Linked DNA regions of Homo sapiens: all the other regions are linked to region 3. The links are chromatin contacts, found by Hi-C or POLR2A ChIA-PET in ENCODE. All regions are on one chromosome and are shown on one strand. The core of a region is the stretch at or near the end of the contact, and the rest is flanking DNA. Distances in the headings are between cores, read along the strand shown. Region 1 holds the start of NOL9 (nucleolar protein 9). Region 2 holds the start of KLHL21 (kelch like family member 21). Region 3 holds the start of GPR153 (G protein-coupled receptor 153).

What was found. A loop is a pair of places that touch in the nucleus more often than their neighbours do. ChIA-PET counts read pairs that join two places held with the same protein, here RNA polymerase II (POLR2A). Pooled maps may share reads with other maps.
Region 1: a pooled map shows a loop between it and region 3 (11-fold over the local background). The contact joins the promoter of NOL9 here to the promoter of GPR153 in region 3. A Hi-C loop is called at or near these places in 3 of 50 pooled maps. POLR2A ChIA-PET finds 5 or more read pairs at or near these places in 2 of 52 experiments (GM10248 and GM12878).
Region 2: a loop to region 3 is called in a pooled map, with 4 times the contacts of the local background. The contact joins the promoter of KLHL21 here to the promoter of GPR153 in region 3. A Hi-C loop is called at or near these places in 7 of 50 pooled maps.

What each region holds. Positions count from the first base shown.
Region 1 is chr1:6,552,828-6,556,239 of GRCh38, forward strand. It overlaps NOL9 (nucleolar protein 9), which reads right to left and starts at 1,686. Exons shown (of 12, transcript NM_024654.5): 1 at 1,280-1,686. The coding sequence starts at 1,675. TAS1R1 (taste 1 receptor member 1) reads left to right here and starts at 2,480. Exons shown (of 6, transcript NM_138697.4): 1 at 2,480-2,737. The coding sequence starts at 2,547. RefSeq lists a silencer at 1,392-1,651.
Region 2 is chr1:6,600,755-6,604,437 of GRCh38, forward strand. It overlaps KLHL21 (kelch like family member 21), which reads right to left and starts at 2,115. Exons shown (of 4, transcript NM_014851.4): 1 at 1,043-2,115. The coding sequence starts at 2,063. LOC107984913 (a long non-coding RNA gene) reads right to left here. Exons shown (of 2, transcript XR_001737882.3): 2 at 2,693-3,683. RefSeq lists enhancers at 631-770, 801-850, 2,611-2,700, 2,721-2,880, 2,921-3,070 and silencers at 1,111-1,190, 1,371-1,530, 2,131-2,520, 3,485-3,683.
Region 3 is chr1:6,259,198-6,262,884 of GRCh38, forward strand. GPR153 (G protein-coupled receptor 153) reads right to left here and starts at 1,901. Exons shown (of 6, transcript NM_207370.4): 1 at 1,628-1,901. RefSeq lists silencers at 931-1,120, 1,291-1,450, 1,471-1,640, 1,821-2,140.

The DNA of each region.
Region 1 (3,412 bases), core at 436-2,935, 290 kb after region 3:
TCGAGACGGAGTCTCACTCTGTCGCCCAGGCTGGAGTGCAATGGCGTGATCTTGGCTCACTGCAACCTCCAGCTCCCGGGTTCAAGCAAGTCTCCTGCCTTAGCCTCCTGAGTAGCTGGGATTACAGGCGTGTGCTACCATGCCCAGCTAATTTTTGTATTTTTAGTAGAGATGAGGTTTCACCATGTTGGTCAGGCTGGTCTCAAACTCCTGACCTCAGATGATCTGCCAGCTTCGGCTTCCCAAAGTGCCGGGACTACAGGCCTGAGCCACCGCGCCTGGCCCATACTTTATATTTTTAAACTAAGATCATACCCCATGGCAGCTACAGAGAAAGCATGGTGACCGTGAACTCGGCTCTGTGCTCCTGGTTCAGACAGACTCTACCACTCTGTCCTTTTAAAGACCCACAGCTTGCCAAGTCTCTTCCAGAACTTCCTGGGTTTTGCCTTCCCTCCTGCATTAGACAGGGAATCTCCAGGAATGGCATCCACGTTAAGAATCAGGCTGCCTGAGTTCGACTCCTAGCTCTCCCTCTACTGTGTAAGTTACCCAACCTCAGTCTCCTCGTCTGTAAACACTTAGAGAGAGGGACAACTACTCCGTAAGAGAGCTGGATGTTTAAATGGGTTCAAAGCCTAAAACACTTTTGGAACCCTTAAATCCTGGAATTTCTGAGCTCTCAGTAATTGCAACCTTTTTTTTTTTTAACTATTAAAATCCCTTTCAGAGTTCCAGGTGCGGTGGTTCACACCTGTAATCCCAGCACTTTGAGAGGCCGAGGCGGGTGGATCACAAGGTCAGGAGATCGAGACTATCCTGGCTAACATGGCGAAACCCCGTTTCTACTAAAAATACAAAAAATATAGCCGGGCGAGGTGGCACGCGCCTGTAGTCCCAACTACTCCGGAGGCTGAGGCAGGGGAATCGCTTCAACCCGGGATGCGGAGGTTGCAGTGAGCCGAGATTGTGCCACTGCACTCCAGCCTGGGGGACAGAGTGAGACTCTGTCTCAAAAAGAAAAAGAAAGAAAGAAAACAAAACAAAATAAAGTCCCTTTAGCTCGTAAGGCCTAGGGACCCCTTAGCAGGGTACCTGTTACCCTGCTGCTCAGGGGAGCCTAGTTGCCACCAACCATCAAGAGGATGGACTTGAATCCGACTGGCAGCCAGAGAACAGGCCCGGGGGACCACGGTCCTCTCCTACCCTGCAGCTCTCCCGGGGCTGCCTCTCCAGCCCTCCCTGCCCTCGGGGACTACTACCGGCGCCCCCCACCTACCTGCTCGACCGGCAGCAGCAGCAACGCGCGGCCGGGGCCCACGGGCCGCACCGGTGGGATGAGGAGAGGCCGGTGGCAACTCGAGGCGGATTCGAGTTCGGGTTCGGACTCGGGTTCGGAGGCCGGGGTCGGGCTAGGGATCGGGCTGGGGGTCGCGGTGTTGGGTCTCCGGGCCGCCGCCGCGCGCGACACCTGGCGGGCTCCCTCCCTCCAGTCCACGCCGGACGCCTGGGCTTGCAGTAACCGCCACCGTAGGCGCCGCCGACCGCACCAGCGCAGGCTCCCGAGCCGGCGGCGGGGCCGGCGGCTGAGGATGAGCTGGGGCCGGGCCTTGCGGACCCGCAGCCAAGTGGAACGGCAGGAACCCCGCTTTAGCAGCAGTCCCGAGTCCGCCATGCTGGGTCCTCAGGGCCTACCGCGCGAGAATCTCGCGAGATCCCGTCGGTCCGCCCCGCTGCCCTCCCAGCTGCCGAAAAGAGGGGCCTCCGAGCCGCCGGCGCCCTCTGCCGGCAACCTCCGGAAGCACACTAGGAGGTTCCAGCCGATCTGGTCGAGGGGCTCCACGGAGGACTCCATTTACGTTACGCAAATTCCCTACCCCAGCCGGCCGGAGAGAGAAAGCCAGAAACCTCGCGACCAGCCATGGGCCACCTCTCCGGAAAAACACCGGGATATTTTTTTTCTCCTGCAGAAAAAGCTTTAGGATTGGCAGTTTAAACAAAACATGTCTATTTGCATACCTTCGGTTTGCATGCATTTGTTTCGAAGTGAGCAACCCTGGGTAACAAGGCGAAAGTATATGACAATTTGCTCAGAATCTTAATGTCAGAAAACTGGAGACTGGGGCAGGGGGGTGTCGACTCAAAGCTGTGTCTCATTTAGTAAACTGAGGCCCAGGTAAAAAGTTCTGAAACCTCGCAACACCCGGAGAAATTGTGTTCCAGCCTCCCACCTCGCCCCAAAATGCCAGAGCTCCTTTTCTAAGCCAGGTGAAGTCACAGAGCGTGGACAGAACCCACAACCGTCCAGAGGAAGGGTCACTGGGTGCCACCTGGTTTGCATCTGTGCCTTCGTCCTGCCCAGTTCCTGAGTGGGACCGCAGGCCCGGAATGTCAAGGCAAACAGTCCTGCTTCAGCCACTGGGCTCCAGTCCCACCCCTTTTGGGGGCCTGAAGTTAGGAAGCATCCGGCAGCTGCCTTCTATTTAAGCAACTGGCCTCCTTAGAGGCCACTCCTTGGCCATGCCAGGCGCGGGCATCTGGCCAGCATGCTGCTCTGCACGGCTCGCCTGGTCGGCCTGCAGCTTCTCATTTCCTGCTGCTGGGCCTTTGCCTGCCATAGCACGGAGTCTTCTCCTGACTTCACCCTCCCCGGAGATTACCTCCTGGCAGGCCTGTTCCCTCTCCATTCTGGCTGTCTGCAGGTGAGGCACAGACCCGAGGTGACCCTGTGTGACAGGTGAGTGAGGGGCCAGCAGAGCCACACTTAGTGGGACCCCTGGCTATAGGGCCCCTCTGGCTGCCATCCTCCAAACAGGACCTTGCCTCTGCCTTTGCCCCTTGAACTGTCCCCAGGCCTTGTTCATCAATCCACTTGCCACCTAAGTGCTGGCTAGACCTTCCTAGACACTTCGGCCAGTTTCCAATTATTTCACCCTTGCTGTTAGAATGTGTTGTATTGTAACTTCATTGAAATTGGTTCTTGGCTTTGTACCATACCTAGGTGGCCAGGCCTAAGCAAGGGCAGCTTTTTCCCTCTTCTTTTTTTTTTTTTTTTTTTTTTTGAGACGGAGTCTCGCTCTTTCACCCAGGTGGGACTGCAGTGGCGCGATCTCAGCTCACTGCAAGCTCCGCCTTCCGGGTTCACGCCATTCTCCTGCCTCAGCCTCCCGAGTAGCTGGGACTACAGGCACCCGCCACTGCGCCCAGCTAATGTTTTGTATTTTTAGTAGAGACGGGGTTTCACCGTGTTAGCCAGAATGGTCTCGATCTCCTGACCTCGTGATCTGCCCACCTCGGCCTCCCAAAGTGCTGGGATTACAGGCGTGAGCCACCGCGCCCAGCCGCTTTTTCCCTCTTCTATCTTCTCTCCACTCCTACCCATGTTCAAAGTTCCCTAGAGTCCCAGATGACA
Region 2 (3,683 bases), core at 865-3,364, 340 kb after region 3:
AGACTTTCAGAAGAGGGGAGGGACACGGTCCCCAATCAACTTGGGGACAACCTTGGATTGGAAAGAGGCACAGATTCTGGCAGAACCCAGCAGAGGCTGGACTCAGAGCAGCAGGCTAAGGAAGCTGTGGCAACAGAATCCAGCAACTGTCCCACCTGACACCTCAGAGCCCCACTGGAACTCGGAGCACGTCCCAGAGTGGGCTCTCTCGCGAACATGCAAGGCTGGGCACAGCAGCTGTGACATCCCAGTCCCCACCTCCTTGCCTGATAACCGCCTCACACGCCTGCCTGGTGGGTTCTTTCCTTATATAGCAGTCACAGAGACCGCCCTTCCTCACCCCGACAAAGGAGGTAGCCTCGTGTTTGAACTGGGATTTATCTTTAATAAAAACCGTAGAAGCCCAAACTCAGGCGGACTGGGACCCGCCTACCATGACTCGGCAGTGTTTTGGGGTTTGGGCCAAGTAACTGGAAGAAAACCTCTTAACATGTGACCATGTTTACAGGCTCCGGGGAGTTCAGCCTAAACACCATGTGACCAGAGCACAGAGCCTAGGTGCAAGCCCAAGGGAACCTTGTCACCGGGTGACAAAGAGTGAGTCAGGGGGCCCGGTGTGGCTCAGCAGGGAGGGAGAAATTCCCCGGCTTGTGGGGAACAGATGCCTCACCGGGCGTCGGCCTCCTGCCCGTCCCTGGATTCCTTAAGGAGAAAAAGAAAGCACCCATTGTGCGGGGTGAATGCCCCAGTATCTTCCAACCAAGTGGGGAGGCACCTCCTGGGCACGGAGTTGGCTCAGCCTGGCAGCCCCGGCCGCACGGGGCACAGAGACCCACAAGCAGCTACTTGTCCCGGCTCACACAAGGGGCCCTTCTTCAAGGTTAAAAGTATCGCCCAGAGACATGTAGTCACCAGAGCCCCAGCTTGGACTCAGGTGCGCCCCTAGGATTCCAGGCTCTGTGCGCTTCCCCCGCGAATAGCTGGGCTCCCGTACCGGCGAGGTTCAACCCCAGAGAGCCTGCCCAGCCCCTGGCCCACTCACCCGTCACGTAGATGTCATTGCCCAGCGCCACGATGCTGTAGCCTCCGCCCAGGTGGTCTGGGAACTCGGCCAGGTAGCGCCACTGACCCGTCTGCGGGTTGTAGCAGTCGACAGTGACCAGCTCGTCACAGTCCTGGTCGCAGCCGCCCACGAGCACGAGGATCTCGGCGAGACCGGTGGACGGGCGAGGACGCATTCGGGGACAGGGCCCGCGGTCGTGGCGGTCGTAGCGCGCCGCCTGGAAGTCGCGCGCCTCGCGCAGCAGGCGCAGGCAGGGTGGGCAGCGCGCCACCAGCGGCTCGGCCTCGACGTGCGCCAACAGGTAGAAGCGGCGCACGAAGGGCAGGCGCACGGCCTCCAGCAGCTGCGGCCAGTGCGCGGCGCGGCGCGGCGGGTCAGCGCGGACCCAGCGCAGCGCCAGCTGGTAGGCGGCCTCCTCCTTGGGCACACACAGCCCGTCGTCCCGCAGGTAGCGCAGCAGGCGCGCCAGTGGCAGCCGCTCCAGCTGCTCGGCGCCCAGCTCGCCCACGTGGCGCAGAATGAACCGCTGCGCCGCGCTCGCCAGTCCCGAGCAGCTGAAGGCCTCAGCGAAGTCCTGCATGTCCAGGCAGTTGGCCAGGTCGAGCTGCTGCTGCAGGAAGGCCCCGCACGCCTCCTTCACGGCCGGGAACTGCAGCAGGTCGGCGGCGCGCAGCAGCGGCTCAGCGTTGTCGCCGCTTACCGCCACGCGGCCCGTGTAGCTGAAGTCCAGCAGCAGCTGCAGCATGTCGGGAGGCACTCCGTGCAGGCGCACCCGCTCGGCGCGGCTCTCGCGCAGCTGCCCCGCGAACATGGCGCGGAAGTAGGGGCTGGCGGCGGCCAGCACCGCACGGTGCGCCGGGAAGTCGCGCCCGCCCGCCGCCTCCAGGGTCACGTCCAGGAACTTGCGCTCGGCGCGCAGCTGGCTCAGGCCGCGCAGCAGGCTCAGGGCGTGCGCGGGGTCCGAGAAGGGAAGCACGGCCAGGGGCGCCGGTCGCTCCATGGCGCCTTCGATAGGTTGTCGAGGACGCCGCGGCCGGGGCCTGCGGAGAGACGCGGCGCGCTAGGCACCGCTGCTATAAATAGGGCGGGGCGCCGCGGCTCTCGAGGGGCGGGATGGGCGGGGAGACGTCTGCACCGCCCCCTTAACCCCTCTGTGCCGGGCGCCACCGCCCCCCGCGAGCGCGGGCTCGCCTGTCCCCCGCGCGGCGCCCGCCCCCGGCTCCGCAGGCTGAGTCACCGCTGTCCGCGGCCGGCTCCCTCCCTCCGCCCTTCTGCGTCTCCCCGCTGACGCCCGGGCCGGGGACAGCGAGTGACAAGTGCCAGGTCCGAGGGCGGCCTCGCCGCGCGCCGGGACCGGGGGCCTCCCGGGGTTGCCCACGACCCACCCGGCCCGGCTGCTGAACCCAACCCGGGAGAGGCGAGCTCGGCCCTGAAACCAAAGCCACCCCTCCTTTCACGCCAGACTTCCCAAGGGCGCCGGCCCAGGTCCCGGGGCGGCTGGGTACAATGGCTTTTTGTTTTGCTTTTGAGTTCCACTAGTTTCAAGGGTTGCTAGTTAACCCCATCACGGGACACACTCAAAGGATAGGCTTTTTACCATTCTGGACCAAAGCAAGAACGCGTATAAAGTTTTTCGGTGACGTTTTTTTCTTGGCGCATTTATAAGCGACCCGGGGCCGGATTCCAGGAGTCGGCCCCACTCCTGTGTTCCTGAAGGAGCTTCTGACTCAATCACACAGGCGTTAACTTTAGTCGGCTTCACGCGCAGTTGTAGTTTCCGAGTCTGCGTCGCAGCTGCAGGCTCCGGGGCTGCCCGCCCTAGGGGCTCCCGGGCCTCCCTGAAGCAGCTGCTCGGACTCCACGAGAGGGTAACTGGGTATAAAGAGCGAGGGCTCAAAGTCAGATAGGAGACCGCCTTGAAACTAGATGACGCCACTAAGCACAGTCCCGCCGTCACTTGTACTGCGGTGGGGAATGGTGAAAGAAGGAATCGCCCTTATTTTAGTTCCGATAGACACAGCACCACTTTGAATGTCACTTGTAGGGGAAAAAGAGCCCTCCCTTGGAGGCCATTTTTTCCTCAGTGGAAGGTAGGCTTTGCTCAGTTTTAGAAAAGACCCCTATTTCACCACCAGGACTGCTGCTTTGCAGAGAACACTTGGGTTTGTGCTGTTTTCCAGCCCCCCTACACCGGTGGGCCTTTGAGAACGCATTCCTGAGGAAGGCGCCCGCCCACGTGGGTCCCAGAGCAGGCCACGCGCATGGGAGCTGGCTATCATTTCCTGGTTCCAGCGAGGTCTAGGGCCGCGTAGCGTTTCCAGAAGACATTTTGTTTTTATTCCACCTCTGAAATGAGAACCGCAGGCTTTCTCTTCTACTTAAGAGTTTCACGTCATTTTGCCATAAGAATGCATCTGGTCTGAATTTCAGGGTGAGCATGGGCAGCACAGGCCCAAATCAGAAAACATTCAGGTACCCAGGCGGGCCGCCTGTTGCCCATAGAAGGACTGTTCACACAGCTATTCAAGGCAGCGGCAGCATTCCTGGGCCCAGGAGCAGGGCCAATAGCTTCCTTGCACAGGCTTTGTGACAAGAAAGGCTGAGTAGCCAGGAAGTGGAA
Region 3 (3,687 bases), core at 651-3,150:
GATACAGTGAGCCATGATTGTGCCACTGCACTCTAGCCTGAGCAACAGAGTGAGACCCTGTCTTAAAAAGAAAAAGGCTCTAGGTCTGTGGGCAGGGGCACGTGCATCCTCTTGCACACGGGCATGCTCCTCCAGTGAGTGCCCCCACAATTCATCCCCATTGTAAAGTTTGTCCAGCAGAAGCAGGGAGAGGTAAAGCTGTTTGCCCGGCCAGCACTTGCCTGAGCCAGGATCCAAACTCCACTTGCCTGACACCAAAGTCCTGGCCTCTCAAACCCTAAAATGTTGGGGAAAAGGGCATTTTTTTTTTTTTTGTCCCTAGAGCTGAGGTCTTTCTGAGCCTCAGGTCTGCAGGGCAGGTCTCACCGTCCCCACACTGCAGATGGGAACACTTCAGGCAGAAGCTCAGGGCAACACGGAGAGAATAGTGTCAGGGCTGGGTTTGGGGCCAGGCACTCCTGGGCACTGTAGTCTTGGCATGGGAGAGGAACGTCCTGGGGGACAGGGCGTGGACACCGGGTTCCAAGTGCAGAGTGACAGAGGACTGGTTGTGTGGGAACAAAGTGTCCCTCTGGCTCTGGGTCAGTGACCACAGATCCACGGATTGCACCCTTTCTGTTCATTCTTCATAGAATGGAGCGGCCACTAGGGCCAGACCCCAGGCTGGGCTCCCCACAGTGCCGACGGGACCCAGTCTCCTGCTGGGAAGTGTCTCCTGCAGGGCACTTAAAGCCCTGTCTTCTGCTGGGAAGTTTCTCCTGCAGGGCACTTAAAGCATTCCGCAGCATCTCAGGACCCGGCTTCCCACTTCCCCGCCCACTGCAGGGCCAACTGCAGGTGCAACTAGCCTGGGACCCACCCGGGCCATGAGGCCTCCCTCCGCAAGACATGCGGGCGGGGCCGGGGCGTGACGTCACAGCTCCGGGCCAATGAGGCCGCGCGGCCCCGAGGCCCCATTGCGCAACAAAGAGAACCCAGAACTTGAAAGGATTCCCCGGGCTCTGGCTGCGCCCCGGCTTCCGCCCCCACGCCGGTCTCCGCCCGCGCTGCAGCCGATGTGTTCCACGGGGCCCGGCCTGGCCGTCGCCCAGGGAGGGACGCGCAGCGCGAGGCCTGGACATCTCCGGCACGCCCCCCCCAGCCCCCGCCCCTACAGTCCCAACCCCCTGGGGCTCCGATCCCCCCCCCCCCCCGCAATCCCCGCTCCGACTCGCGTGCTCTCGCCTGCTGGTCCCCAGTGGGTGCCCCGAGTCCTGCCCCACCCCGAGGGCGCGTCCGAGCGACAGGCTGGGAAACCTGGCGGGACTGCGGCCCCCGGACCCCTCTGGGTTGCGCCGAGCAGGGGCGGGCTCAGGATCCCCAGACCGCGCCCCGCCCCCGTCCCCTGAGAAGCCCAGGGGGCGGCGCTGCTAGGCCCCGATGCAGGGGGACGGAGGGAGGGGCTGGCCCCAGGGAAGTTACCCCGAAGGTCCCCAAGTTGGGGGGGTGCCAGCGCTAAGCGCCGCTCGTGGGCCCTCGGACGGACCCCGCGACCGATAGGGCGCGGAAAGCCCCCTCCCTTCCCGCCGAGTCCTCCCGCCGGGGTCCTCCCGTCCGTCCGCCCTCGGGCCAGGGCGGCGACGCTCACCCTGCATTCGAGCGCCCGGGGCTCCGGCTCGCTGCTCCCGCCTCCGGCTCCGGCTGCGGTTCCCGCGCCCCCGGGCCGAGCGCAGGCCGCCGAGGGCCGCGGGGGTGGCTGGCGGCGGAGCGGCCCGCGGGCCGGGGCATGCTGGCGGCGGCCACCGGCGGCCGGCGCGCTCCGCTAGGTGGGCTCGGCCCCGCCGCCCCTCCCTCCCCTAGGCGCCGCCGCCGCCGCCGCGCTTCGCTCAGCTCCCGCCGCTCCGCTGCTGCGCCGGGCGGCCGGGGGCGGGGGGCGGAGCAGGGCGCATGTCTCCGCCGGGGCCTCCGCACCGCCCCTCGGCCCGCCCCGCCCCCGCCCGCTCAGAGGCGCGGCCGTCTGTCGGTCTGTCAGCCCGTCCGTCCTTCCGTCAGTCCGTCCGTACGCAGCCCACCCGTGTCCCCGCGTCCGCCCGCGGCCGGCCCGAGCCTCCCTGGGCTGGTGGCGCCTCCTGACAGCGCCGCGCCCCTGGCTCCCAGCTCGGCTCGGTGCACACTCCGGACGCCGCCTTCGGACGCCGGGGCAAGACCCAGGCCCGGAGCTCTGGGGGCCCGGGGGCCAGAGGGAGCTGGGGCAGGAATGGACACTGAGAACCTGGGGCCAGGGCTGGGGCTCAGGGAGACCTTCCTGGAGGAAGCCGCATCTAAGATGAACAATCGGGGCGGGGCGTGGAGAGGACAAGGGACGCATGGCCAGCGGCTTCTAGGAACCGGGAATCCAGTCTGAAGCAGGGGCAGCGAGGGGCAAGGTTGGGCCAGTTACGGATTCACGCTGCTCCCCGGGCCTGGGGGGTCCACTGAGGGAATAAAGTGCACGGGCCACCGGGCTGCCGAGTGGTCCCCGCCACCCCCACAGGCTCAGAAATTGTTCTCTCTGAAACTCTGAGCACCACCGCCCAGCCGGGAGAGGCCAGGGTCTGCAGCCCAGCGCCTGAAGCCTTCTCCTACTCCCCTCCTCCCCTCCTCCCATTCTTCCCGCCCCTCCGCCCCTCCCTCCCAAGCCCTCATGCTATCACCACTCCTCATAGAGCACAGGCTGTCACCCACAGACTGACAGCCTCAGCTGGCCCCATGCAGGCGGAAAGCCTCCTGCTTCTTGATGGGGGCCCTGGAGAGGACGCCTCCTGAGGATCGTGCCTGTCTTTTCTAGAAAGCACCTGACCACACACACAATGGGCACAAGGCCTCTGGGGCTGCCTGGCATAGTGTCCTTCCGTGCCTCTGGGACACATCCATGACTAGGCACCCCTGTGTCTGGAGGAAACTAGGCACCCGACCAGGAGGAGACCCAAACCAATTGCAGCCAAAACGGATGCTTGGAGCTTGCCCAGTCCGGGCAGGGCTGCTCCACAGCCTGCACCTGCCTAAACCGTCCCCACACCCCAGGTCCCTGAGCAGCTTTTAGGGGGCCCAGGATGGGTCTTAGGGTCCGTCCCATGAGACAAAAAGAGGAGTGTCTGTAGAGAAAGGCCCCGCAATAACGTGTGGGGCTGAGCAAGGGGGAATCTGGGGCCATGCACACCTATACTCCCTGTGGTTTCTCGGGCAGCCAGGGCCCTCAGTGTCCCCAGTGAGCCCTCTGTGGACAGGTTGGCTCCCCCTCCAGGTGGTCCTGGTTATAAATAGGCCACCAGCAGTGGGAGGCTGGCACAGGGCAGCTGTAATCAAGGGTGGTGTTTCTAAGTGTCTCGCCTGTGACTCGGGGTGAAACGGTAGAAACGCCACACTTAATTACATGGCCACCGAGAGCCATGCCGCTTAGAAACACCACGGTTAAGATTGCACACACAGCCATGGAGAGCCATGCCTCTGTCTGGGCCTGGCTCCCCTCTGCCAGCCCAGCTGACCCACTGCCTGGACCAGTGCCTCTGCCCGGCCTCAGCTGGCTCTAGGGCAGGTGGGAGATGGCCTCTGATGGCCGCCCCGGGGCCCTGGCTTATTTCGTGCTGTGCTGGGTTCTGCTGCAAAGTGCCCGGTGCCCCTGGGAGGCGGTTTTCAGGTGCCTGGTTTGCCCAAAGCCACACGGATGAG